7 separate regions of the Mus musculus genome follow, and regions 2, 3, 4, 5, 6 and 7 are each linked to region 1. A link is a loop called in an ENCODE intact Hi-C map of the cell type or tissue named here. Cell type or tissue: left cerebral cortex. All regions are shown on one strand.

Region 1 (4,000 bases):
GGTTCAATACTCAGAGCCAAAAGCAACATAAAATAAATTCCCACACAACAATTAGGAAAGGCAAATATTCACATTCTCAAGAAACCCAGAGAATTTACAAAAGATATCCACATAACCAGCCAATACATATAGAAATATTCAAATAAAATACAATGGCACATCACTACACATCCATCAGAAAGCCAAAGATTTAAAGCAACAAACATACCAAGTAGGAGAAAAATTGGGAAATATTTAAAACCATAAGTAAGACTGTAAATTAATACACTCTGTTAAACTATTAACAATACATATTGAAATCAGACATGTGCCTACCTCCTAGATATACTTTAGGGAAACTAATGCTTATGTATATAAATATGCACACAAGAGATTGTTCATAGACACATTATGTTCATAGCCAGCAATATAAAGAAGTGAAAGTTCTACTGACAGAACAGATAAACTGTGACATCTTACAAAATGGAATACAAAAGCAACACAAAGAACAAGCTGCTGCTGACTCAGCACTATGGGTTCATCAAAACAGCAGCAGCAGCAGGAGGAGGAGGAGGAGGAGGAAGAGGAAAAGGAGGAGGAAGAAGAGGAAAAGGAAGAGGAGGAGGAGGGAGAAGAAAGCACCAGTAGCTGCTAGGCAGAAATCACTTCTATTTACCTGAAGCTCAATAGGTTAAAACCCAAACACCTCCTTCACGAAAATCTAACTGCTATGGCATGCGGCTCAGCAGCAGAAGGCCTGGCCAGCATGCAGGCAGTGCTAAGTCCAGTCCTTCATCTGAGTAACACAAAAGTGCAGAAATGAGACCAGCAGTGTCTTGGGAGTCTGGTGTGGTGGGCACACAGGTACATCTTGTAGGGTGCTAGAGACACCCCTGCCTTCATCATGATGGTGAATTCACAGGTATTTCCATACTTAAAGTTCAACAATCATACTTAGGATTTGTTCTCATTTTTAAAAACTAAAATGAAAATATCAAAGACATCCAATAACGTTTGCAGAAAATGGGGAAAGCTGGTTTTCTTAGTGCTTTGTCTGGATTATCCAATAACAAGAGTACGCCATGAAAAGTATTGATAACCATCCCCCCCATCAGCTCAAGCCTCTCCTACAAAGCAGCTGCTCTCTGGCTCTTGCGCTCCCGCAGATAATGTGTATACACATAGCTCAAGCATATGAGAAGTACTTGGCATATGTCATTGATAAATGTGGTAAGTGAATTATTGAGTATGTGAACTTTGAAGTCAGAGTTATTTGCATCAGATCATTCCAATGCCAAACCAAAAAAAAAAAAAAAAAAAAAAAAGAAAAAACCTTAAAAAGTGATTAGTAAAGATGTTTCCAGTTTTACCATCATTCTCAACCTGTGTCTAGTCAATCTGAGGATCCATGAGTGATGTCATTTCTCCTGGTAAAAGGAACAGAACTTTACATGTGCGTGCTCTTGCTGTTTTTCACACTCGCCCACTGACCCAAAAGAAGAACAAGCATGTAATGTTTCCCCGTTTCATATGACATTGTAAGAGTGTGCATATTTGGCAGTGCTTGAGAACTGAGTAAACAAGCTGAAATTTCTATCGGCTGAAAAAATGTTGGGGAATCCTAACAGAATAAGCCCTTACGAGGCAAAAAGCCTTGTATTTGTTTGTTTGTTTGTTTGTTTGTTTTCTATAAAATGAAGTCTCTAACTACACAGTAGGCAAAACACGCTAACAGGAAATTTATTATCATTCAAAACATACTAGACAGGCTATGTCTATCAAGACGAAGATGTTCCGATGGCAGCTGTACTGCTTACCTGTTCCAGAACGTCCAACTTTAACTCGAGTTTGCTGAGAACCACGTCCCCACCCCATAGTGAAAGCTGGAGATCTGAAGGTTTTAAGTTCTTGATATAGCGATTCACATAACTCATTAAAATTGGAGTTACGTACGACTCCAGCATCTTCAAATTTAAGCGTCGAAGTCAGATCCTGAAAAGGGTAAAGACGGAAATTTTGTAAGTAACTGAATCGACAGGCAGCAACTGGAAATGCACTTCTCAGGAAGCTTGGCAAGGCCGCTCTCCCGGATCGCCCGCCCGCCCTCCGGGTCCGGGCGCGAGCTCCCCGCTAACTGAGCGCCTCACCTGACGAGGAGTAGGCAGAGAGGCTGGAGGCGGCCGGCCCCCGGGCGTGGGAGGACAGCACGTCCTGCTTCACTCCTACCCTAGCGCAGCCCAGCCAGAGGCGGTCGACTCCCGGAACGCAGGCGGATCTCCGGCCATAGGACCGAGCTGGCGTCAGGCCCGCTGCTGCCGCCGCCGCCGCACCCGCTCCAAGGTAAACACGCCACAGAGCGGCGGCGTGCGCTCTTCCTCCGGGTACCTGGCGTCCGCCGCGGAAACGCCTCACGCGTTCCGCGCCACTTCCGGGTGTGCGGGCTTCGCCGTCCGTCAGGTTTCCGCGGTGGGGACAAGGACCCCGCGCGTCTGCCTGCCTGGGACGACTCCGGCTTGGCTAGGCCGGGATCCCCGCTGCCACCGCTCTGGGTTAGGAATTAACTCTACGAAGAGCTCGGTGCGGGATGCGGACCGGTAAAGTGGAAGCACCGGCGATCCGGAAGTGGCGCTGCAGGGACACGGCGATGGCCGGGACGTGACCCAATACTGCCCAAGAGGCTTAGTAGTCGGAGGCGGCAGGAACGCAGGGTGCCGTGGAGGCGGGAGAAGTAGCCTTCGTTCTTCAAGCCCAGAAAATTGAGAAACGGTTGTTTTCCGTGGCTACTGGAAGAACTGGAAAGAGGAACTGGGATTCGGTAGGGTGGAGGTCAAAGACAGGTGGGAGGAGCTAAGAAAGGCGGAAGATTTAAATTTACTGCTGAAGTTTTTTTGCAAGGCCGGGAAAGTGGACGTGGGTACACAGTTGAGATCAGGGGTGAACAGCTTAAAAGAGTGAGCTTAAACCATACTGTACATAATCTCGTTCTCAAAGCAGAGGTGAAATAGCCCCTAGTTAGTGTGCATAGGGTGCATGGAATGGAGAGGACTGGCCTACCGTCTAATATGGAGGTCCCCAAAAAGCTGAGAGAATGTGAAAATAAGAGTCCTGAGCCAAAAGTGAAATAAGTGGTAAGGACAGTGTGGATTATGTTACGATGAAATAGATGTATAGATGTTAGTAGTGGTAACTTGTGGGCTAACAGCAATAACTCAAACATCTACCTTAGAAGATAATAGACTGAGTGGATAGAAATAGCATGGGATATGCTGCCTTTTTTTTTTTTTTAAACCAGCCTCTCTTAATTTTAGGTAACTTTTGAAGAAAACATAGTGTCTTGAAAATAGTTTTCCTTTATAGGTTATTCAATGCCCACTCATAAAACTTTTGAAATTAAAAAAAAATACTATTTCTTGAGAGAATTGGAGATTGCTATAGAAAATGGTATTCGTGAGACTGCCAAAGTTCATTTTAATAGTGAAAATAATGAATTAGATTTCGCAGGCAGAAAAAACAGCAAGCAATTGCTAATTCACAGCAGCTGCTTCCTCAAAAGCCTTAATAAATGACCATGTAATGTGAATGTTATGAAAGCCTAATTAGCAAAATAAACATTTTTCTTGTTACCCAAAATACTTGAACAGCAACTAGGTTGAATCCATGGCTGAGAAGTTTTAATATTAAAATTCCCATAAATCTATACATGTGTGACAATCTAATAAAACACTATCAGGATGTTACTCAGATGCTTAAAATAATATATAGAGTGCTAAACATGAAGTTTTTCTTTTATATCCAGAAAAAAGGTGCCAAATCCCTAGCCTAAAAACATTATCTGGATACAATTTGTTTGTTTACTAAAAGTTAATCATTTTCAACCCATGAGTGTTGTTCTATAATCAAAGTAAGTTTAATTCATTTGTATTATTATTGTTTGTCAAATGAGTAGGCTTCTCCAAAGATCCTCTGTTCTCACATCTTTTTTAAGATTTATTTATTTATTATATGTAAGTACACTGTAGCT
Region 2 (4,000 bases), 770 kb before region 1:
CCCCACACTGAGGAGTCAAATGTGGAGCCACTGGCGGGTTTTAAGTAGGTCAGATTTGCATTTAGATAGCTGGTTTTGCTTTCAGCATGGATAATGGATTTAAAGAGAACTCCTAGCTGGGAGCTAAGCCTGGAAGACTGACAAGTTAGGAAGCTTTTACAGCAGACCAGATGGGAGCTAGCGCTAAGGCTGTGTGTGGGTGCTCTTGGGAAAATGAGAGCAGAGCCCAAATGCAGAAATATGTTAAGGTAGAACTGGCTGAATCCAGTATTTACCTGAATGTGGGGTTTGGAGGGAAAGTTCTAGGGGGAAACTTTGAGTTACTCGGAAGATGTATCATTTAACGGTCATAAGATTTATGTTCCAAAAATAATTTATGTCCCCCCCCAAAATCTGTGTTTTAGTTGAGATAGGTTCTCAAGTAGCCCAGGCTGGCCTTAAACTTCTGATCCCCCTGCCTCCACCTTCCTAGTACAGATTTTGCAGGTCTTTGCCCCAACCCCGGTCAGAAGATGAAGCTCAAAGATCCTGTCTGGGAATGGGTATGATTTGGGTGTGGAGTGATAGGGTGGGGTATAGCTCCTGTTAGACATTTGCATTGGAAGTACTGCTGGGAAGGGGCAAGCAGTTAGCTTTGGGGTTTATTTGGTACCACTGAGGAAATTCAGAACTACAGAATGGGATAAGTTTTATAAAACAATTAGGAAGCAGTATTTCCAATGCAAATGTCTAACAGGAGCTATACCCCACCCTATCACTCCACACCCAAGTCATACCCATTCCCAGACAGGGACTTTGAGCTTCATTTTCTGGCCAGGGTTGGGGCAAAGACCTGCAAAACCTGTACAAGCAACGTGGAGGCAGGAGGATCAGAAGTTCAGGGCCAGCCTGGGCTACATGAGAACCTATCTCAACTAAAACACAAATTTGGGGGGGGGGACATAAATTATTTTTGGGACATAAATATTTTTAGTATTTAGAATAATTGTGTTTAAATTTTTATCTTTTCTATTTAAATAAATTCTTTTTTGTTTGTTTGTTTGTGGTTTTGCTTTACTGTAGCTCAGGCTGGCTTTAAACTCTTAGTAACTGAGAACAAGCTGTAACTCTATTCTCCTGCCTTCTTTTGTTAACTGTTAGGATTGCAGGTGTGTGCCACAGTACACAGGGCTCTGTTTTCCTAACTCCTTTCCTGAACACACATTTTAGGGTAACTGTAATCTGTGGTCCCCAGTTCGGGTAATTCCTAGTGGTCAGCGTTTATGAAAAACCTTTTGCTACAGGCGTCTGACCTAAGGAAACTGAGGCCTGGCTCTGCGGTCCTTCGCTGTGGGAGGATCTGCTCCCCCCGCCCCCGCAACAGCCCTTCCCCACCAGGAGCCGTGCGATCTCCACAGTAACGGCCGCTCCCCAGCCGCCACCCCTGGCCCAGGCGCCTCTGCTTTGTCCAGCTCTATGGCAACAGCGGGCAGCCCCAGGCCGCGTGCCGTGGGGCGGCAGTCGCTCCCCAGACAGCGGGGCCGGGCAGCTGGGTTCCCCCGACAGGATGCCGGAGAAGCGGCTCTCGGCGGGTAGGTGGGCCCCGGCGCCCTGCCGCAGTGCTCGGGCACCCGGACCGCGCTCGACCCCAGCCCCAAGCCTCCAGCCCAAGCCCGGGTCCCCAGCCCCAGCTCCCTGCCTTTTATACGAACCCCCAGGGCAGTCGCTATTACCTTGTGCGCTAACCACGCTAAGCTCTCCTTTTGCAAATGGGGGCCTTAGGTTAGCTCTGGGGTGACAGTGGGTCCCAAGCCAAAGTCCAAAGGTCTTTCCTCCCCACCTTCACCTGGAATCCTACCTTAAAATGTAATCCATGTGCGGATAATGAACATTTTACTGAGCTCACCCGGGATATATGTATATACAGTAGCGCCAGGGGCTGTCGCAGATGATTTCAGTTAGTCTAAAAGGAAGATCTGAGTACGAAAAGGTAACGTTTTGTCTCCTTCCAGAGCCGCCAGAAGTTACAGAAGAAGAGTTTGTGAGTACACAGTGGCGAGAACGGGTCTTTTTTTTTACATTCTCTTCGGGCTAAAGCTTTCTTCTGTAAAAGACCTCATGTAGTTTCTCCGTACCCTTGCTGTCCCTATGGGGGCAGGCCGGCTGTCTCCATGGCTTTGTTGTGATGTGCAGGGCAGCTCCTGGTTGCAGTAAACATTAGTAGGTAAAGTTGCTCACCCCAGCATTAGAGATGGGAAAGAAGGGCTGGGAGTCGGGGTCATCCTTTGTGACATAGCAAATTCAAGGCTATGTGAGATCCTGTCTTAAAAAATACCAGCCCTCCCTCACCTCCACCCCCATGGTAGCACTCAGGTCTTTAAACTCCAGCAGAGGCAGGAGGATTTCTCTGAGTTTGAGGCCAGCCTGGTCTACAGAGCAAGTTCCAGGACCGCCAGGGCTATACAGAAAAACCCTGTCTCAACAACAACAACACCACCCAGTCAATCAATAAATAATAAAATAACAAAGCCAAAAAACCCAAAACTAATCAACCAAACAACCAAAACAGACAAACACAAAAACAGCAACAGAAACCAGTCATCTATTTGTAAGTGTTTAAATTGTTTTCTAGACATTGTTCTCAGGTCAGAATTTTGGAGAAATTGAGCATACTAAATATTTGCCAAATCTATTTATCATTTGGGAGAGTGCTGTCTTTAGAGACTCTTCTAGAAAGCATATTGCTTACACGAGGAGCTTGCCCCAGGGCACAGACAGACACAGAGGCAACCCTTTTTCCTACCACCGTTGAGGCTGGAGCTCAAAGCGCGTCCAGTATTTACTAATGTGAATACTCTAGCACCCACTTCTCTTGTTGACTGATTATCCTATTTACTTTTGGCTTTTCATTCAACAAACATGAGTGACTGTGTATTCAAAGTATTGTCCTAAATACTGGGTCTAAGTCTCAAAAACGTTAACAGTCTAGCTGGGGCTAACATAAGAGAGAAGGCTAAGTCAGCAGATAGTAGGAGTAGTAGGAGGTGGGAGCAGGAGGAGGAGGGGTGGGGGAGAAAAGAGAAACTTCTATGTACACTAACATACAGGTACACACAGCACATCAGAAATGCTTCCATATATTGGCCGAACCCCGTTTAACGGGAAATTAAGTTATTCCATCACTCAGCCTCAGTGCTTCACGCAGGAGGGCATCTGAGCCAGCTCCTCCTCTTCTGTGCCATCCAGCCTGGGCGTCTTATGAGTACTTAGCATTTGAGTGATTGTGCTCAACTTGTCCTCCTTCCCTGGGCACCCGCTGAGTTCCAGGCCTTGATCCCAGTCTTCTTTTCCCTTCCCAGCTTCTCTCCCCACTCCTGTGAGGTATTGATCTTTGGGACTCTGCTCTCCAGAAGTTTGTGGGTGAGCTCTTCCTTCGCCCCTGTAGCTCTACCCTTCCCCATCTCTTGAGAATCCCAAGTCCATATGCCATCCCCACATCTGCTCTCGGTGTTGCTAGGACGTAACCTGTGCGGCCCGCAACTTGCTATGTGTGCAACCCCGCATCACTTCAGACTTTGTATCTAGATGCTTCAATGCTGTGTGGATTGCAGATTCCTGTACCATGTCTGTGTCCAGACAACACATTTGATGCTTCTACATAATCTGGTGAGCTATCAGGTGTCCCTGTGTCACCTCTTCAGAATCCTCACCTGTGCTCTCCAGCCCCCGATTCTGCCTTTCCACTGTTTTCTTGTGTTTTGGTGAGTGGCACACTCCTGTTCAGTTGTCCATGCTGCCTTCCTTCCTCCCTCCCTCCCTCCCTAGCCATGTCTGTCTCCATATCATGGACCTTGGACCTGCGGTTCTATTTCTGGCTTCATCGCCAGGCACAGAGTTTGGCTATAGTCTTAAGTGATACCAATTCGATATTCCTTCTCTCAGTTGACACTCTTCTCTGTCTAAAGCATCAGATGCAAACTGTGTGCAGCGGCTGTCCTGGAGTCTCCCATGGCTGTCGTAT
Region 3 (4,000 bases), 540 kb before region 1:
CCACGTGGCCATCCCTGGAGCTTCCAAAGCTGAATGCAGACAGGAGTATCGAGTCTCTTACCGAGCAGGCTGATGCCCAGTCTGGACAGGCCCTGTCGCAGTCCTTCACCTAGGCTCTCAGGGAGCTGCCGCCGCCACTCCTCCTGCCGGTTGTAGTGCTCCTCGTCCAGCGAGAGCCGGCCCATATTCCGGGCCAGGCTGGTGGCCAAGTTGGTGATGGATGTCAAGGCACCTGCGGGCACAAGAGCATGGGCTGGTTCCCTTCAGGTGGCAGCCAGGGTTTGTGAGGTGGGATGAGAAGACATGCCAGCAGCACTGAGTGGCTAAGACCTTTGCACCTTGCCAATAATTTCTCAAGACTTGGGGGAAAGATTTTTGAAGTCCTCTATGGATCCAGTTTTAAGAGATTAAAGTCCGACCGCTGACTACATGCCTAGCCTACCTATGTTTCTGAGCTCATTTTACAGGTTATGTTTAAGGTTATACTCCTTAGTCCCAGGTAGATTGTCAAGAAATGTTTCCACTTTACAACTTGTGAATTCACTGTTCCCTTTTCTTCCTCTGGTCTCTTTTTTGTTTGTTTTTTCAAGACAGGGTTTCTCTGTATAGTCCTGGCTGTCCTGGAACTCACTTTGTAGACCAGGCTGGCCTTGAACTCAGAAATCCGCCTGCCTCTGCCTCCCAAGTACTGAGATTAAAGGCGTGTGTCACCACGCCCGGCCCTCCTCTGCTCTCTTATACAGGCTTACATCAGCTTTGAACTTGTGATCTTCCTCAGCAAGCGTGACCGCACCTGGTCATGACTTCAGTCTTAATAAAGGGAGAAAGTAAACTCTATCACTTGGTATTCTGAGGGAAAAACCCTATTTGCTATAGAAGATTTATGAAGTTTTGGTAATCTGGACATTGACTGATAGAAAAGTCAACAAAGGAACCCAGGCAATGATTCTGTTTGGTTTTCCTAAAAAAAGACAACTTCCCATGCTCCAACAGTCCCAACTGCTCCAGCAAGTACATATGGATCTCAGCAGCAAAACCAGAAGACACCAATAGAGAAGAAATGGCAGGTCCCACTTCTGAAGCTATCATTTTTACCTGTGGTCTGAACACATAAGATACCCAGACACACTCAGACAGATGAACACACAGACTTGAACACATAGACACACATACAGACATGAATCACAGACACACACAGATGTATGAACACAGACACACACAGACATATAAACACAGAGACATATGAACACACAACACAGACAGACACACACACAGACACACACACACACAGACAACCCCCCCCCCCCCCGATTTTGCTAAGATGGGAGAACAAATGTAAGAAGCAGTCAGGATGCTAAATAAGCTGAGCTACAGTTTAACAGGTGTTTGCTGTCCTATTGTAAAACACAAACACCAGAACCTCAGAGGACCCATGGCAGGACTGAGAAGCCCACCAGGCACACATCTGTGAGTTTCTAGTCCGCTCCCAGGCCTCCCGGGATCTGGGGCTGGGGGAGGCTCCCTTTCATTGTCCATGGAATTTGTTTTTATTACTCTGGCTGCTCTCTTGCCAACCCCCCACCAGGAGCCCCCACCCTCACTATGGATCATGGAGTCTCATATTTCAAGCCTAAGTCTTCTTTTGAGGTCTTCTAGAGTCTTCAGTAACCTGCCCACTCATAACAGAGTTATGGTATTGTCTACAGTAAAATGCCTTTTATGGGCAAGAAGGCCTTTGCCCTGTTTTCTCTGCCTCCCGCTGAGAAGAAAAGGGGACTCAGATGGCCCTTGTTAGTTCCCTGGTCACTGCCAACCTGACCAAAATATCGAGCAAACACTGGATGAAATGAAAACATTCTCCTGGTGGGAAGCAGTTTAGCCTCCATGCCTGATGACCTGTCTGGACCACAAGATGGCACTGTGGATGTAGGGAGTGGGAGTAAAGCTGGCTTAGCAGTCAGCTTCCCCACTACAATGAGTCCATGTCCTTAGACAGCTATGACAACTGTATCTGCATTTTAGAAACATGATGAGGCAACTGGTGTGGGAGCCCTGCTGCTTAGCAGAGGTCACAAACACTGTCAGTATTTCTATATTTATTGTATAGAATAACAGTGGAGCCAGTTTGTGTTTTCTCAATGAGAACGTTTCTGAAACATTTTTAAACACTACAGGCAAGCAGTGATTTGTTTAAAACATGAGCTTTGCTATCATCCCAGCATTTCACAGCAAGTTAACACAACAGAAGCTGCAGGCTGGGTGAGCAAACTGAACAGCATGAACGCTTGAAACACAAGACAAGGCCCTGCAAGGACCGGCACCCGCTACCTTTGGAAATGTGCTTGACGAATGATGTGGTCCCTCTGGAGACTCCGCTCACGAAGGCTCCTGGGCCTCGGGTCAATCCCTCATATGGAAGCCTGAAGAAGTCCGAGATCCCATTCCCAATGCTTCTCACTAAGCTGGCGGGGCTGCCGAGGATTTCCAGAGACCCCACCACCCAGCCTGCAACACAAAGGGAAGGGGTTATTGAGACCTTGAGTTCAGCACTTTCAACACTCATGAAAAGTGGCCTGCTTTCTCTAAAATTCCCTTTCCACACTAGAACGAAGGGTGTATGACACCCATAAGCTTCTTTGGAGCAAAATATGGGAAATCATATCTGTGAATTCATAAATGGTGAACTTTCATACTTTATAAATCACAGTGTTCCTCTGGCAGCCTTGCAAATGGCTTTAATATGACTTCTGTGCCCAAGCCTCCTGTACTCCTGTAAAGGGAGCCATGTGCAGAGAACACCTCCAGCTCAGTCAGGCACTCTGGGCTGCAGGTGCTCACAGACTGAGATGTTTCTCCCTATCTGTCAGGGCGGCGGCGGCAGCAGCAGCAGCAGCAGCAGCAGCAGCAGCAGCAGCAGCTGCCTGGTGGTGAGAAGCCAGATGCTAAAATAGGGTATTGCAAAAGGGATGCAAGCTTTGACAAGGATGGAGGGTTCTTTTTAATCTTTCACAATCCTATCAAGCTGAGTACTTCTCTTAGAGTGGAGCTAGAGCCAAACAAATGTCTCTCCTTCAACCCTATTGGGCTGTGTAAACATCGGTGACAGGGACACACTGATTAGGTTAGCGAGAGGGAAGTGCTCCCCCACCCATGTCCCAGGAGCGTGGCTTTGGGTCTGCTTTCCTATTTAAATTCAGACTTGCCAGGAGCTGGCCTGCTCCAGTGGCTTGCTCACAGCCTTCTGCCTTTTCCCTTCCGCCTGGGGTGGGGACTGAGGGCTTGTAAGCCCAGAGGACTCCAGGGGCAGGCAAAGACCAGGGGCAGGGAGAGGAGAGATCTGAAAAAGCAACTTCCTTTAGGAATCTTTATGCCAAACTCAGTACTGTGGCCTTTTTATTGGGAAGGCTGTGAGGTAAGGCAAAGGATGGGAACTGTTCCCTCTCTCAATAGCAAGTCTCTGTGACAGAGATCCTCAGTTAAGTCACCAACCGAAGAGGGAGGCCAAGTCCCCAGGTCACTATCAAAGCAGAGAGCTTCCTAAAGTAGAGAGCATAGGACTGGCATAAATGTTGAGCCCTTTTCTGGAGCATTAGGGTGACAACATGGCTGTCAGTCATTAGGACTGACAAATGAAGAGCCACGTGGGGCCAAGGCACTGCTCATGGAATCCCCCAAGCACAAGGCCAACAGTGCCACCATCACCCTGCAAGTGTGCCTGACCACTGAGCTGCTGGGGGTCAGAGCTGTATGGATACAGGAGGTAGATGACAATCCCACTTGATGTGTGTCTACAGTATCTCTACTGGCAGGAATCAGAGGACACTGAAGTGAGATTTTGTTAGTAAGACATTCACAGTCTCTGGCTGAAAAATTTAGGAGTAGGGTTTCCAACCTAGGTTAGTTTACTTGATCTCTGCCCATCTCAATCAATCAATCAATCAATCAATCAATCAATCAATCAATCAATGGTCCTGTGGAATAAGTTATTCCTCTTCTTAGA
Region 4 (4,000 bases), 77 kb after region 1:
AGGGACCGGAGGAGGCCAGAACACGAGGCCCGGGACTAGGGTCCGCACGGCTGCCTTTCATTTTCTGAACTTGTAGCGCTCCAGACTGAGAACCTGGGCGCCCCTTGAGCACCCACATCCCTCCCTTCCTTTGGAAGGCTACAGCCTGGCCCTGGAAAGGACACTCACCGCCAGAACCGATGTCTGCCTGGGCAGCGCGGTTCAGACTAGGTCCGGACAGCAGGACGCACAGCTTGGAAAGGTCATGAGGTCCAAACTGGGAGAACTTCTTTTTCGGCGCGTTGTCCCGGGAACCGAGAACATGATCTGGGGGAGCGAAAGCGACAGCGGTAATTGGTCTTCGGCAGTCCGTGGAAGCGGGATGTGTAAAGAGCGAGCGTGTTGGGATGAGTGCTCAGAGCTCGCCCAGATCCCGGTGCCTGGGCCAGTTTCTGACCGCGGACTGCGGGTAAAGTCGGAGCCCGCAGCCCTGCAGGGCCATCACCCTCCGGCTGCGAGCGCGCTGAGCTCCGTCCCAGCCCGCGTCCCGCCCCAGGCTGCCCCTGGCCCGGAGTCCAAGGCTTTAGTAGCGGCCCCGCCTCCCCTCGCGGCGGGCGTCCTGCAGAGGAGCAAGGCTGCAGCGCCCAGGCTCCGCCTCCAAGCCCGGCGCCCGCTAATGGTCCACTCTGTTTACTTGTGTTTGGATAGCAACTGAGTCTTAAAGGCGCAGGTTTGCTTGAGGTTTTCCCAGTTAACCCAGACACAGAGCCCAAGGTGACTCAATTCAAACCTCACACAAAGACAACGCCCATCCCCTCTTTTTGGATGACACTTTCCTCACACCGATAGAAGTCCGACTACTGGATCTTTGCTCCCCCAAGCCCGCAGAGAAGTCCAAAGGGCATTTCGTACTTTTACTCGGTTAGCTGTCGCGTCATTTTACACATCTTAACACTTTTAATATGATCATCTGCTTCAAAGGGCCAAAGCTATCAGTTTTAGATTTTGTTTTCCAGCATATACCGCCCTTCCTCCTATGTAAAACAGTTCTGCCCATACTTTTGGTCAATTGTGACTATGTGTGTAGTCTGGTTTCCTCCCTGTTTTCAAAACGAAGTTTGTTTATGAAGGTGACAATTGACTAATTTCATAATTAGTGCAGAGACATCTGGATGTTCCGGGAGAAATTTCTTTCAATATCTAAGCTTTAATCAGCTAATGTACATTTCATAAGCAGTTAACCAACTTAGGCAAAGGAGTGGGCATCTGCAATCCATTGGCAAACAATAACCTGCCCATCTGGAATGGGTGAAGAACAATCTTTTTTAAATTTTAGGAAAAAACTATTCCAGTGCCTCAAAACGTGCATTATCTTCATTCTCAGCAAAAATTGAGTTCATTGTTCAGCCGCCAGGAAAATTGATTGAATTTGACATGTACTGTTAGGTTTCTTAGTTCTCCTAAAGGTTTAGTTTTGTGAGCGTGTAAATGAGAGGGTATTACAGTCCCTCTGGAAAAGGATGTCAGGGAACGATAAGATCCACTTGAAGCAACTTCTTTTCAGACGCAACGCGCCGCCGGAACAGAACTAAGCAAACTGTCCCTCGTCCCAAACCACTTGAGGACACTTTAGCTGGTGCTTGCAGAACCATAGATCTTTTAAAGGAACTGTACAATTCAAACGTGTTTCACCAAAAGATGCTTTTCGGTCGCCCCCTCAAAGGACAATTACAATAACCTCAACTATGTGAGGAGATGGATAGGTGTAAGCAGAAAGCTACGAGCCGAGCCGAATCGTCAAAGACCAAGCAGGAAGGCAGGCAGACACTACGGAAACGATCCCATTAAGGTAAAAGCCTTTTGTTTTATTTTTGTCAAGGTGAATATTAATTTTCGTTTCTTTGGTAAAACGTAATTCAGGACTAGCAGGCCATCTTCACCAATTGTAGGTTCGCAAGGATTAGGAAGTGAGCCTGGGACAGAGACTGGAGTGTTCAGTATCCTGTAGTGCTTAACTACTTCAGAATAAATTTGATGGACGCAGGAGAACGCCTAGGAAGAGTTGGGGGTTTAAAAAACCGTTTCTCGAGTGAGTTCCATAGGGTGCTTTCATTTTAGCGCTTGGTCTTGAGCCTCAGCTCCCAGGATGCCTGCGGTTCCCTCTTTCCAACCACCTCATTCCTTCGAACAGCCTTTCTCAATTTAGAGAACTGGAGGGAACTTTCTTTACATTCAGACCCCCCCAGGACATACACGCACCGTTGGTGACCTGAGCTTTGAGCCAGTGCTTTCTAGTTCCCTTGCACTAAAGTGGAGGCAACTTCTGCATCAGCAGGCTTCGCACCTTTGGGCCCGTGTGTATTGAGTACTGAATCTCTCGCTTTTCAAAACCGTGGAATTTCTAACCCCCCTTTCCGAAAGCTCCCTGAGCCAGCCTGTTGCTGTAAACACGTTTACCTCGCGCTTCTCAGCCTGGGAAGAACTCTAGCCCAACCCAGCCCGAGCTCCGCCGCAGCTGGAAAAAAAGGTTGGATAGATTCCGAGAATCTTTGCAGGTAGCAGCGCGGTTCTGCGGGGCCCGGCGGCCTGAGCCCTGCAGCGGGCATGGGCAGGTGCAGTAGAGCGCGCTCGGAACCGCAGCTTCTCTAGGCCGCTGGGCGGCCACCTGGGACCCGCACCGGAACTTCTCCGCGCTCAGACCTCGGGGGTGGGAGGGCGGCAAGTCCGCACGCTTTGAGAGAGCCGGCTCACCAGGTAGACAGACCTGCAATAAGCCTCGTTGCAGAAAACTGGCCCACCCGGCCACCAAACGAGCCGTGGTGTCCTGGCGTGCAGAAGCCGAGTCTGCCGCAGGCCAGCTGCACCCCCAGGTCCGAGTCTCCGCGGAGCTGTCCCAGCTCCCTGTCGGGTTTCAGCTGCCAATTTACTCATTTATCCGTGGATCGGGTCAGCTTCAGTCCTCACGGCTCTGGGCTTTCGACAACAGGGACACGCTGACCTGGAGCGGGCTGAACGGTTGCTGCCCCAACGTTTGTGGTATGGGAGGAAGGGGAAAAGGCCTAGCAGAGGAGCTGGTGTGTGTGTGTGTGTGTGTGTGTGTGTGTGTGTGTGTGTGTGTGTACACGCGCGCACAGCGCAGTCCCCAGCCCACCCAGGAGTCTGCGGGTGGAGCCAGCAGGTGTCAGACACAGACACCCTGAAGTTGACTGCGTGCTGCAGACAGCCTAAATAAATTGGACGCTTTAAAACCAAGTTATGGAAACTGTATCTTCTTCCCTAGGACCCCTCTATGAGTCGCCTTCCCTGCTTTTCTTCAGCTTCTGCGGAACAGCGACCTTTTGCTGTGTTTTTCTGCAGCCTGGATGACTTGACCATAGCTCGACTTAAAAGTGCATGCACTCCAGTCACTGAGCGGTGAAGGGGCCAGGCGAGCGGAGAGGCTTGCGAGTCTTAGACACGGAGCTGAGGGTGGAGGGACCAGGATTAAGAATTCCATCTTTTAAAAAATCGTGGCTAGGTCTCGGGCTGTCCAAAGGGACACGATGGGAAAGCGCCGGCAGGCTATAGCTCTGCAGTCCGCTAGAAGGACCGCAGCGCCCCCTGGAGGCACAGGGCGAACACTTCGTGGCATGGGTTCCAGGATGTGAGTGTGGCCTCCAGTGATCTCACTGCCTGGTTCCCTTGGCTTGAACCCGAGCCTGTTGCAGGAGAGGAAAAGTTGTGTGTGCTGTGTGCAGCAGGCTGCTAGACCGATCCTTCAGCCATGACTCCTTGCCCTGGCTATCCCAAATCAGCCCCAGATGCCCTTTGCTGGACCCTACCCACTAGAGAGAGATGAGGGGTGTATATTGGACCCAGGAGCACCCTCCTTGTCCCTATGCCCCCCACTTAGCTTCTTCCCACCGGAGTCTGCACAATACATACATACCTCTGGCAATGAGCAACAGGGACACCTGGTCACTTGGGAGCAGCTTGGGGAGACCAAATATGGAATCTCAGGGAAAGCTATGTGACCATGACC
Region 5 (4,000 bases), 840 kb after region 1:
GGAAAGACCAGACTCTTCAACAGCCAGCACCTAGAAATCAAGGCCTACTGAGGGATGTGGGGAGAAAAGGCACACAGTAGTCTAGAACCTCAGCCTCTGCATGTAAAACAAACAAATAAACAAACAAACAAACATCTTGCCTTGGTTTCTAACATCCCAAGAGTGTCAAGGGCAAAAATATCAGAATCCCTGGAGTAGAGAATACTCAGAAGATGGTCTAGCCTGGTGATTCTGATGACACCCCACAAAATCACCCCCAGAGCTAATGAAACCACAAACTGCTGGCCACCCACAGGCCTGGCGCAGCTGGGCTCTCTGGAGGCTGATGCTCAGAAATGTGTGCCTTTGGCAAGTGCCCAGGAGCTCTGGTGATAGCAGGGTGGTGTGGTAGCAGTGTTTGGACACCTGGGACTCTGTGAACGGCCCTGGAACATTCCTGCCTGTGGGAATCACACTCAAGGATCTGGTCCAGATGCTTGGTTTCCTCTAGGTCTGGGAATGGCACCTGAGATTCTAAGTCCCCATTGCTGAGGCTGCTGATCCCAGGAACATAAGCCTATCGGAGTCTGTTCTCTAGCATCCCCCATCTCACTGAGAAACAGAAAAAAGCCCACAGGGAAGCAACTGAGCCAGAAGAGAAGAAAATGGGGTGGGTGGAAGCTGCAAGCAAGCTGGGCAAGAACTAGTGCCTCGCACAGCTAGTCCAAGGCCAGCAGGGTAACTCCAGCTTATCATTTTCTGACCAAGTGATGGTCCTGGGGCTACCTTCCTAATGACCATTGTGGCTATACAGTGGGAAGTAGTCACAGATGGCACAGACAGGTCCCTTGATCGGGAAATCTGCTGGACCCCTGACAGCTACAGCTCTGCGTCTGGCAAAACTGACATCAGAATGCACATGCCAGCTGCTAGGGCTTGTTCCAGAGTCCACCTCAAGAAGTCACACACACGCACATACCACACACACACACTCAGGCACACTCACATAGCTCTGCAAAAGATACAACAGAACAACAGAACATTGTCATCTTGACCTGGAGGGCTCTATCTCATATTTTCCTGGCCTACTTTTGGGCATCTTTTCCTGTTGTAATGTCTTGAGAACAGGTAAAACTTGTCCTTGGGGCTTCCTTCTGATCTCCCATAGAAGTTGGATGCTAGGGGCCAGAAAATGAACAGTCTCCAGGACAACCGCAGGCTTATAAGAACGGGGTCAATGAAGATTCCTCTGCTGAAGGAAAGCTAAAGACATAAGGCTAGTTTGTTTGCCTTAGAGAAAAGAAAGCAAAAGGTTAATAAGTGACTTCAATAAAAATAAGAGTGGAAAGGAAGAGAGGGCACTGTCACTGAAGCCTTCTGCTCTGTTCGACTGGCTGGATACTGTGAGCAGGCATTACACTTTATATAAGACAGTTTCCATTATTTCTTTTCTAGACATCTTCAAGATTCAGAGAGCCCATGGGCTAGCAAGATAGTCAGTAAGAGCATCTGTGCAGTGAGCCTGAAAGCCTGAGCTCAACCCCCACATCTCACAGAGAAGTGACTCCTGAAATTGTCTTCTGACATCAACACGTGAGCCACACATGCACGCACAAACACACAGAAACACATATACAAACTCACACATACACAAACACACACAAACACCCATATACAACCACACCCATACACACATAAAAATACACACATATAAACAAACACACACACACTTCATAGAACTAGACTAGGGAGATGGTCCAGTTCATAAGAGCACTTGCTCTGAAGCATAAGGACCTGACTTTAAAGCCCCACAGCCCATGGGCATAGCTGTGCAGACCTATAACCTCAGCACTTGAAAACAGAGGTAGCTGGATCCTGAGAGCTGATTGGTCAGCCAGGCTAACCCAAACAATGAGCTTCTGGTTCAGAGAGAGACCTTATCTCAAGGCAGTATGGTGGAGAGAGGTACAGGAAAGCACACAACATCTTTCTCTGGCCTCTACAATCTGATGCATGGATGCACACACCACAGTTACACACACACACACACACACACACACACACTCCACATAACAAAATTTCGTCAATTAGGATTCTGCCCAAATGGGTATACCCTCTAAAAGATGGAGTACTGATTAATCTAAGACCACATAAATACCCTTAGTAACAAGGATTTTGCACAACAGAATTGTATTTTAATAGGATCTTTCTAACCACAGCCTATGCTCATGGTCTTGGCACCACCTAGTGGCTTACTTGCTCATTACAACTTTTACCGGACCTCTGATCACTTAAAATTTCAATTCAACAAAAATATATTAGATAGAAGTGATGAGTTAAGAGCCAGGAAGGAAGCTATACTGAAACATTAATAAAAGACACGGTCTCACCTTCCTGAGGCTGATGTGTAAGAGTTATACAAGTACATAATGCAAACATGATTACACACTGCGAGGTAACCAGGAAATGAAATTGTCATGGGCTGGAGGAAGATGTACGTAGAAGAATGGCTTTAGTTTTGATTTTGTGTTTTGAAACAGTATCTCACTAAGTAGCTCAGGCCTATCTTGACCTCTTCATCCTCTGGCTTCAACCTCCAACGGGCTGGGGTTGTGGGCATGCACTACCATGGTCTATAAAAGCAACGTATTTTAAGTGAGTGGCAGGTAAGGCCACTAAAGTCAAGCCCATACAGATGAGACGGAGTTGGATGAGGATATTCTGTGAAAACAGAGCAGGTCTTTGCAAAGGCAAATGGATCAAGGTCTCAAGCGCCTATGGAAAGAGCACAAAGTCCAGCTTGTCCGGAACACCGTGAGCAGGCCTAGCAGGCTATGATGAGGCTGGACTGAAGCTAGGAGTGTGTCCTTAAATGAATGCACACATATGGGGAGATGGGGTGGCGTTGGGGTTGTCCCCAAGGACAGAATCCGGTTAACTTTATACTTTTTCAAAATGGATTGGGAGAGGTTGGAAATACTTTGAATTGAGTTTGGACACTCACTTGACCCCAGCTGGATTTCAGGGATTTCAATGACCTGTGTCGGTTTATGGCTGGCTGCCCTGCCCTTTCCCTTAACTGACAGGCACACCCCTAGGGGGTTGCAGTAGAACCTCTTTTTAAGAGTCAGAATAGTGGTTCTAAATTTGGGGCCTTTTAGGCACCACTAAGTCCAGTTAAATTGACATCTCAAGGAGTGGGTAGCATGCTTTACCAGCAAAACTGAGAACATCTGAGCTTGGGACATTCTTACCAGGAGAGGAAAATATCAAAACAAAGTACTTGGGTTGGGGGAGGGGACAGGGGGTTTTCGGAAGGGAAACCAGGAGAGGGGATAACGTTTGAAATGTAAATAAAGAAAATATCTAATAATAATAAAAAAAAGAAATAAAAAGAAAAAAAAAGCCAAAGTACTCTGGGATACTGGAATCACGGAATCACACAAGTACCAGCCAGGCTGGTTTTTGCTTTGATTGGTCCATTGGTTTTGTTTTTTAAAATGAGTTTGTCCCAGGTAGAATTCCCAGTCTGGACCACAATGTCTCATTAAGTTTCCACCTAGATGTCAACAGCTCAGAAGAGCTGATGTCATAGAGGGATACAGTTTCTTGGTGTAGACGAAGCTGGCTAAGCAGACAGGAGTTATGAGACATCTGAGACTCCATTACTCATTCACAGGTCTCTGAAGTCAGAGGGTCCAAAGAGGCAGGCCTCTCGGCCCCAGTGGAGTCACACATCATAAGGACCCAGAGAGCAGCTAGCAGATGCTCATACTTTGGCTCAGGCTTGGGCTCTCAGGTGATTCTCATACAGACAAGCCAGAGATGAAACAACATCCTATAGCATCCTATAGTTCTGGGGAGACCTGCCCAGAACTGTGTAACTAACTTGCTATTCTGACATCTGCAACTAACACAGTGTGTGTGTGTGTGTGTGTGTGTGTGTGTGTGTGTGTGTGTGTGTGTATGTGTTTGGGGGGGGGGAGTTACGCGCGAGAGCGCACAAGCGTAGGCAAGTACA
Region 6 (4,000 bases), 560 kb before region 1:
AAAAGAAACTCTATCTTCAAGATATTTCCCTCATTTACCTTCCAAAGGCTTCAACGTAACAGAAACCCTATCTTCAAATGAAAATGCGCCACAGTCATTACAGGTTCCCTCTTCCCAGGTATCAAGGTAAAGCTGACAACCAAGAAATCTGATGTTATAATTTACTCTAAGTCTGGAGATCTGAGCACCAAGGGAATGTTGGTATACTACCCAATACAGAAGCCTTGAGGGGAAAGTGTTAGCAGTTTTAACTGCTTATCCCAGTGTCCTGGTACAAGTCCCAGGGTTGGAAGTCTAGGAGGTTTGGTGTCTGTTGGGAAAAGAAGATGGGTGTACCTAGCTCAAGAAGATTGAAAATGTGTCTTGGGGTTAACCTTTTTTTATTTGGTCCTTTTATGCATTGGGTGACCTGTTTACACTCTGAAGTGGATCACTGTTGGCCAAGTTTCTTCCAAAACCAGCCTCATAAAACTCTAGCTGTCTGAACATCATTTAGCCCTGTCATGTAGATGCTAACTTAACTATTATATATAGTGTGGGCTTCAACAGACTTTAGAGAGTGGCACTGAGGAACCTCCCTTTGGTTCTTTTATTGGATGACATTGGGATTTGAAAAGGAGGAGGAACAGTAAATTTACTTCTGTGTTGCTTCATTAGATAGCAGGATTCTGTGCATTTCTGTAGCCCCTCACCTGTGGACTAGTACGCACAGGTGTACTGTGTTCTGTGCACGATGAGTGAACCTGGGAAGATGAGCTAAACCGTGTTTTATATTCCAGACGTGGATTTGGATCACCAAATGCCAGCCGTAGCTGTGGCTATTGCTTAACCTTTGATCTATTGCTTTAACTCCACCTGGTCTCTCAAATACCATTCCTTCCCTCTGTGCTGACCATTCTGTATGTAAGACACAGCCACATGAACATAGCTCTTCCTGATCTTTTTCTTTGTGTTAGCAGTTTTATTAATAAAGGCCTTCCTTTCAAGTAATCAGCCATCATTTTGGATTCCATTCCCTAATTTGCAAAATGACTCAGTTCTTGTTTAAGTGTAAATTCCCTATAACTTTCTGGCATTTTCTTATATCTTTTAAATTTGCTTTAAACTTCTTTAAAATTCACAGTCTGCTTAAGTTGAGCCGGGATATGTTACCATGTTAACATTTCGACTGGCAATATTTATGGTTTGCTAGAAGGAAGGCTATTAGTTTATTTTGTACTATCTTTAACTTTTTGGGGGGGACGACGACGGCAGGGTTTCTTATGTTCTCTTCAAACACACCAGAAGAGGGCATCAGATCTCATTACTGATGGTTGTGAGCCACCATGTGGTTACTGGGAATTGAACTCAGGACCTCTGGAAGAAGAGTTAGTGCTCTTAACCACTGAGCCATCTCTCCAGCCCCAACTTAACACTCTTTCTACCAAACACATACACAAATGTGGACTACAACCCTACCCCAGAATAGGGTTGTCTGTCTCTAGGGTAGTAGGGAGCTTTTTGCTGTATAGTTGCCACAAGACTCTTCCTTTCATGGTGTCCCCCCTCCTTGTCTAGGAAATAAGAGGGCTCAGTAAAGACTGAGTACAAGTATCTTCTTAGTTTATTTTGTTTTTATGCATTTCTAATAATCTGAAAAGAAAGTTCTGTAACGGGCTATGCTACCTTTTAGTTTGGCGTGGCTGAGCCAAGAAAGAAGGCGTATGCAGAATTCTACAGAAATTATGATTCCATGAAAGATTTCGAAGAGATGAGGAAGGCTGGTATCTTTCAGAGTGCCAAGTGATTTCAGAATGCAAAGGTAATTACAGTTACTTTTTAGTTGTGTCTAAGAAATGTTTAACTAGTGAATTATCTTAACTGTACAGTTCTTATAAAACTGCTACTGTCTAGGAAAGAGCCGCCATGCTTTTCTTCCAGACTGACAAGTAGTTCTTTTTATGAATTAAACTACATTATTTGCTTTTCTTCTTCCCCTTTTTCTCCTTCTATGCATGGGATACATGTCAGAAAAACTTTGGAATTGCTTTTCTTTCCACCCATTATATGGGTTTGTTCCAGGGAACAAACTTGGGTTGGCAGATTAAGGCGGTGAGTGCTTTTACCCATCTAGTCGCCTTGCTGGCCCTTTGTCAGTTATTTCAGTTAGTACAGTGTTTTACTGTTGAGGCCGGCCAGCGGCTCACATGTCCGGGTTCGAGCCTGGAAAGCATCTTGAAATCTGGAAGAAAAGAGGGAATGTAGGCGGCTTGATGGAGCTAAGTCAAGAGATTCTGATCAATTTTAATATTCAGAAACTGAGGTTATAAGGAAGGGGGAGGGGCCCATTCCCGCCAAATCATCTTCAGAGTCCAGCTGTAGGTGACCACGTGTGTACTCTGGAACAGCTAGGTGGCGGTAGTAGCAGTGGGAGTGGCAGAAGGATAGGGTGGCAGGCTCCACCCCCGATGATCTCCTGGTGATAGCAGTCAACTGCTCAGCCTGTTTAAGGGCTGGGTGGGGGTACATTTTACATGTCAGTAATTCCCTCCTTTTTTTAAGGCTGAAAATACTCCATTGTATGTTGTTTCTGGGAATTGAACCTGGAGTATTGTGCATACTTGGAAAGCATTCTACAATCGACTACATCTTATTCTATATACATACATACATGTACTCATATATATGTGTATATACATGTATATATATGTGTGTGTGTGTGTGTGTAGATTTTTTTATCTTTGTTTTTTCCCTTTTAGTGGATATTTTATTTATTTACATTTCAAATGTTATCCCCTTTCCAGGTCTCCCATCTGGAAACCTCCTATCCCATCCTTTTCCCCCTGCCCCTGTGAGGGTGCTTTCCCCGACACTCACTCCCAGTGTATGTGTGTTTTTTGGTAGTGGGTTGAGATACTTTATGGTGGTTTTGATTTGCGCTTCCTAGTGATTTGTAGCTTCGAGTGTTGCATGTACTTATTGGCCACTTTGTATATTCTTTGGGTATACTGGGGATTTTCCCCTTTCATATGTATGTAGGGTGTGCGTGCGTAAGTCCAAGGTTAATATTAAGAGTACTTTCCTTTAGTATTTTCTATAGTATTGAGGCAGGATCTCAGTTGAATCCAGAGCCCTCTCATGAGGCTAGGCTGGCTAACCAGGTTACTCTTGCAATTGCAGATGAACCACCATGTCTGTCAGGCATTTATATAAATTTTGGGGATCCAAACTCTGGATTTTATTGTTATTTTTGTGCTTTAGCCACTTGGCCAGCTCTCCATCCTGGGGATTCTTTTATTCAACTCTGCTGACTATTTTTTAAATTTTACTTTAGATGAGTTGTTCCCTTATATTTCTGTCAAACAGGCCATCCCAGAATCACTGCCAAATCCAGTATCTTAAACACTTTCTTTCAAGAGTCTTAATGCTTTTTATGTCTTTGAGTCTTTCTTTTTTGCTGGTGCTGGGGATTGTATGAAGTGTATGCTTTAATTTAGCTGCACCTCTTTAGTCAGTGTTTTTCAACCTTGTGGGTCATGACCCTTTTAGGGGTTTCATATCAGATGAACCTACATACCAGGTATTTACAATTCACAACAGCAGCCAAATTATGGTTAGGAAGAAGCAATGAAAGTAGTGTTATGGTTGGGAGTCATTACAGTAGATGGAATTGTATTGAAGGGTCGTCATTAGGAAGGTTGAGCACCACTGCTCTAAAAGTCCTCCGTATTAAGATAATTTTTGTTTATGGTGTAATGGCAAGATCCAGCTTCATTCTTTAGTATACAGATAATATGTTGTCCCAAAAATATTTTTTAAAAATTGTCCTTCCCCTTTGAATGAAGGACCCTCAGATTTTTTGTTGTTGTTGTTGTTGTTGTTGTTGTTGCTTCTTGCATTAGTCTATTGAGGTAGTCTTTTGCTAACAAGAAGCTGTTTCATCTTGACTAGTTGGTTGGCCAGTGAGCTCCTAAGATTCTCCTGGTTCTGGTCCCCCAATGCTGGTGTTTTAATGCACTGT
Region 7 (4,000 bases), 170 kb before region 1:
AGACATTAATGTATAACACTATTCTCAACCCATGCCTAAACTTTGCAAACAGTGGAACACAGTAGCCCCCAAAAGGACCTGCTTTTTCTCATACAGTTCACAATGAAAATCTCACTTAGTCTTAAATTATTACAGGGATCCTTTCCCATGTCACAAGAATTTCATTTGAATTATCTCTGTCTGATAACTGTCTTGAACGTATCTACATACCCGATATCTCCCTTGATGAACTATAAGTTGATAAGAAGCCAAAAGGAGCTGGAGACCTGGCTCAGCATTAAGAAAATTGCGGCTCTTGGTGAGGATCCTAATTCAGTTCCCAGCATCCACATGGTGGCCAACACCTATCTGTAACTGGAGTTCCAGGGATAAGACACCCTTCTCTGGCTTTCAAAGGAACTGCATACATGTGCTACACAAACATATATGTAGATGAAACCTTCACACACAGAATAGCTGTTTATCGCCTGTTAAATGATTGTTAGCCCACTACTTCTTATCTTTCTACAAAAATTGATCAGTGTGGCCTGCCTTCTACAACTGTAGAACTATTTCAGAAAGTCTCATGCTCAGATGCAGTAATAATCCCTCTTTAAATTCTTGACTCCTCTCTTCCTCTCAGCCCTTACCCACTTATTTCAAGGAAATGTCCTCCTTCGAAACATTGCTAATAATCATGAACTATGTTTCAGCCAAAAGAAAGGTTAGTGAGAAAGAAAGGTACAGCCGAAAGAACAGCCATCACAAACCCTTGTTGACTTGGAAATGCTTCTAATTTCAAATTCCTGTACAAAACTATCTTTTTATTATCATATTCTGCAACTATTTTGACCTACTCTTTAAAAAAAGAAAGGAAAGACGCATTATCAACTTTAAAGTTTTCTCACCTTGTTCATTAAAGATGTTCTATACTGGCAACACAGTCTAGTCTATTAGTTTAGTGTACAGATGCACTATTTATGATATTATATCCCAACAACCCCATTAAAATTAAAGCATTTTAAGTCAAAAGAGCATTTATACGCTTAACCTATAGAAAGAAGATTCTGGTTCCACAGCACAGTATACATGAGAGGATCTCCAGTTCGCCATGCTGAGCAATGAGCTGCCTGGGAAAGGCAGCAACTACATGTTTGCTTTCTGCTTCATGGCATGCTGGGGAGGCGACTATGCTTGAGGAAACAGGTCACATGCAGTCAAGGAGCACAAAGGTCAATGCTGGGCTCCATTAGCTTCTTTTCCCTTCTTATTCCGTCTGGGACTTTGGTCTATACAACTGTGCCTCCCACTTTGAAGATGAGTCTGCCTTTCAATCACACAGGAGATATACGTTTGGGTGTCACATAAAAAGCTCAACATTGAATCATAATTAAGTCTTACTTCCTTAAGTCATTTTTGTCAGGAATTCTGTCACAGCAACAAGAAAATAATAAAGTAGTTTCATATTATTTTATTTTACTTTATCTGTTATTTTGGCAGTCCTCTGAAGTGAATGGAGGACCTAGGGAAGTGTTCTGCCACTAAACTATACTTCTAGTCATTATCAGTGTTAAATGCTTTTTAAAATATGCTTTCTATATGAATCTTTCCAATGACATCAAATATTTTTACAGGCCCCAAAATTTTACCAAGGCACATCTACGGATTCATTCTGAATGATTTCACAATTTATAATTGGATAGCAAAACTACTTGTGATTGTCATAAAAAGCTGCCATGAATATTCTTATTCTTTAAGTAAAACTTTGGGGGTGGGGGTGTACACAGACATATGTGCAGGAACCAATGGAGGCCAGAAGGGGGTGCTGTATCCCCAGGAGCTGAAGGTACAAGCCTTTGTGAACTATCTGATGTAAATAATCAAAACCATATCAGATCCTCTGCTAAAGCAGCAAATGTTCTTTCCTACTAGGCCATCTCTACAAACCTGACTACAGTTCTTTACATGCACCTCAGATCACTCTCTTAGGATTTTTTTAGAGGTAGGATTATAGAGATTATATCTATATAATTACATGATTATAATCATGTAACTTTCTCAGCTCTATTTATCATTTATCAAGCATATGAGCTGGGTATGGTGGTGCATGCCTATGCTCCCAGCACTTCAGAGGAGTGTCTGTAAAACTGAAGCCAACCTGGCCCACATAATGAGTTCTGAGGCCATCACAGGACTGTGAAGAGAGAACATGTCTCAAAAAGAGAAGGTGGGGGACAACTTGCAAGCAAAATGATCTGTTATCCTAAGATCCATTTTGCTATCTATAGCTTATGTTTATATATGTTACAAGTAACTTATTTTTCTATTTGTTTTTCTCTGGGACTGCTGTCTATGAAATACATATATTTGTGTTACTTCACAATTTATCCATAATAAAGTTCGTAAAATTACTATATTCATTTTTTAACTATTCCCATGAGGTTTTAGATTTCTACTTCACAAATGAAAAATAAAAATGTAACCTACTTAGAATTCTTCACGCTTTATATTCAAAAAAGACTTCTAGTAGGTTAAGAATTTCCTTTTGAATTTTCATAATAAGTATAAAAGTGAAATAATTACAAAAATAAAACTGTGATGATCAACAGGCAAACATCTGTGAAAGGAAACCATGCTTTCAGGTGTACATAGATTAGCTACTTCCTTATGAGTAAAACTAAATGACTGTGCACACAATAGGTATGTAAGTACTTGCTTCCCAAAAGAACATTCTAATTATTTAAAATAAATTATTTATTTACTTAAAGGCGGGCTCAAATACTTAATTTAAAACACTACCACCACCACCACAAAAAAAAGGTCTATATCCAATTTAACTACAATGGTCAGCTCTCTCAGACATGAGGAACATCTCACTTTATCACTGCCTCTGCCGATAATATCACTTCCCTTTAACTTATCCTTCATGTACTGAACCTTCCCTTCACTAAACTACTTCTAACTTTTGCCTATATTTAAACTATCCAGGGTAAAATTAGCCTAGCTGTCTGGACTCCAGTAGGGAGATAAGGGGAACATAATGTATTGCAGCATGGTACTCTGCAATACTTAGAATATCTTCCAAGTTATCCAAGTCTGATTCTTTGGGCCTCTGTACTTTTCATCTCCTTTGAGTTCAGTTCAAACACACACATAAGTGCATGTCTGCACACACAGAAACACACACACACACACACACACACACACAGACTACACTGTAAGTAAATGATAGCAATATAAAGCATTCTCCATTATAGGTATGCAAATATTTACAACTCCTTCAGGTAAAGTGTACTTAGCCAAAAATTATAATTTCCCAATTTATTTTGTTATTACTCATCTATAAATGTTTGTGGATTTAAAAAATTCCCTATTGACCTTCTTGTACTGTCTTGCCAGTTCCCTCAATAATAAAGAGCTACATAGAAACTTAAGCATTCTTCTATCCATATCTATGCAAGAATCATTAGTTTACCATTATTCTAAATTATTCCCTATGACCCAGACCACATGTCTCACACAGTGGACAACTTAGGGATAAAATGACAAAAACCTATGAAATGTAAGGTTACACTCAAATGGCAAGAATGTATTTTTCCATCTTATATACTAACAATGGCCTCTTAATATAGAACTCCCAATCATATCATAATTACATATAAAACAGCTGCCTTTGAGATGGATACTAGAACGTCTAGGAAAAGAGCGAAAGGCAAAGATTAGCAGGAATTTTAACCCTGAATATATTTTTTAAAAGATTTATTTATTTATTATATGTAAGTACACTGTAGCTGTCTTCACACACTCCAGAAGAGGGCGTCAGATCTTGTTACAGATGGTTGCGAGCCACCATGTGGTTGCTGGGATTTGAACTGCGGACCTTTGGAAGAGCAGTCGGGTGTTCTTAGTCACTGAGCCATCTCACCAGCCCCAACCCTGAATATTTTGTCAGAAAGTTACTAAACCAATTTCAAATTCTGGACATATTCGCAGGGTCAGTGTTACTGGATCTTAAACACAC

Evidence for each region. Peaks named below come from ENCODE experiments on the same cell type or tissue, not always from the same donor. Only the 100,000 strongest peaks of a DNase experiment are listed, where the experiment ranks them.
Region 2: a loop joins it to region 1, with 4 times the contacts of the local background. A loop is called at or near these places in 5 of 42 quality-filtered maps.
Region 3: it touches region 1 in a loop (2.3-fold over the local background); 7 of 42 quality-filtered maps call a loop at or near these places.
Region 4: it touches region 1 in a loop (9-fold over the local background); 8 of 42 quality-filtered maps call a loop at or near these places.
Region 5: it touches region 1 in a loop (4-fold over the local background); 6 of 42 quality-filtered maps call a loop at or near these places.
Region 6: it touches region 1 in a loop (3-fold over the local background); 3 of 42 quality-filtered maps call a loop at or near these places.
Region 7: it touches region 1 in a loop (3.0-fold over the local background); 3 of 42 quality-filtered maps call a loop at or near these places.

What each region holds. Positions count from the first base shown.
Region 1 is chr15:35,369,904-35,373,903 of GRCm38, reverse strand. Vps13b (vacuolar protein sorting 13B) reads right to left here and starts at 2,786. Exons shown (of 62, transcript NM_177151.4): 1 at 2,127-2,786; 2 at 1,797-1,971. The coding sequence starts at 1,943. It overlaps LOC115488525 (a long non-coding RNA gene), which reads left to right. Exons shown (of 2, transcript XR_003951638.1): 1 at 1-1,209; 2 at 1,744-3,676. In left cerebral cortex, a CTCF peak has its summit at 2,323; a DNase peak (open chromatin) is centred at 2,492; H3K4me3 peaks cover 3,027 bases; H3K27ac peaks cover 1,116 bases.
Region 2 is chr15:36,137,899-36,141,898 of GRCm38, reverse strand. Rgs22 (regulator of G-protein signalling 22) reads left to right here and starts at 1,499. Exons shown (of 28, transcript NM_001195748.1): 1 at 1,499-1,571; 2 at 1,992-2,020. The coding sequence starts at 1,547. In left cerebral cortex, no CTCF peak of the experiment used is centred here; DNase peaks (open chromatin) are centred at 133, 1,534 and 1,862; H3K4me3 peaks cover 837 bases; H3K27ac peaks cover 1,366 bases.
Region 3 is chr15:35,913,279-35,917,278 of GRCm38, reverse strand. Vps13b (vacuolar protein sorting 13B) reads right to left here. Exons shown (of 62, transcript NM_177151.4): 57 at 2,329-2,505; 58 at 62-232. Among named protein-coding and RNA genes, the nearest start is that of Cox6c, 23 kb to the left of the region's middle. In left cerebral cortex, a CTCF peak has its summit at 1,907 (motif pointing right); a DNase peak (open chromatin) is centred at 1,940.
Region 4 is chr15:35,292,636-35,296,635 of GRCm38, reverse strand. Osr2 (odd-skipped related 2) reads right to left here and starts at 538. Exons shown (of 4, transcript NM_001368665.1): 1 at 169-538. Gm52178 (a long non-coding RNA gene) reads left to right here and starts at 602. Exons shown (of 3, transcript XR_003951500.1): 1 at 602-1,828. In left cerebral cortex, a CTCF peak has its summit at 3,579 (motif pointing left); DNase peaks (open chromatin) are centred at 651, 1,978, 2,769, 3,559 and 1 more place; H3K4me3 peaks cover 674 bases.
Region 5 is chr15:34,534,263-34,538,262 of GRCm38, reverse strand. No RefSeq gene overlaps it. Among named protein-coding and RNA genes, the nearest start is that of Gm22208, 4.5 kb to the right of the region's middle. In left cerebral cortex, a CTCF peak has its summit at 2,216 (motif pointing left); DNase peaks (open chromatin) are centred at 552, 1,920 and 2,223.
Region 6 is chr15:35,933,086-35,937,085 of GRCm38, reverse strand. It overlaps Cox6c (cytochrome c oxidase subunit 6C), which reads left to right. Exons shown (of 4, transcript NM_053071.2): 3 at 1,673-1,801. The coding sequence ends at 1,786. Among named protein-coding and RNA genes, the nearest start is that of Cox6c, 3.2 kb to the left of the region's middle. In left cerebral cortex, CTCF peaks have their summits at 2,227 and 2,427; no DNase peak of the experiment used is centred here; H3K4me3 peaks cover 436 bases.
Region 7 is chr15:35,542,868-35,546,867 of GRCm38, reverse strand. The region is part of intron 19 of Vps13b (vacuolar protein sorting 13B); the gene reads right to left. Among named protein-coding and RNA genes, the nearest start is that of Gm24771, 57 kb to the right of the region's middle. In left cerebral cortex, a CTCF peak has its summit at 1,794 (motif pointing right); a DNase peak (open chromatin) is centred at 1,809.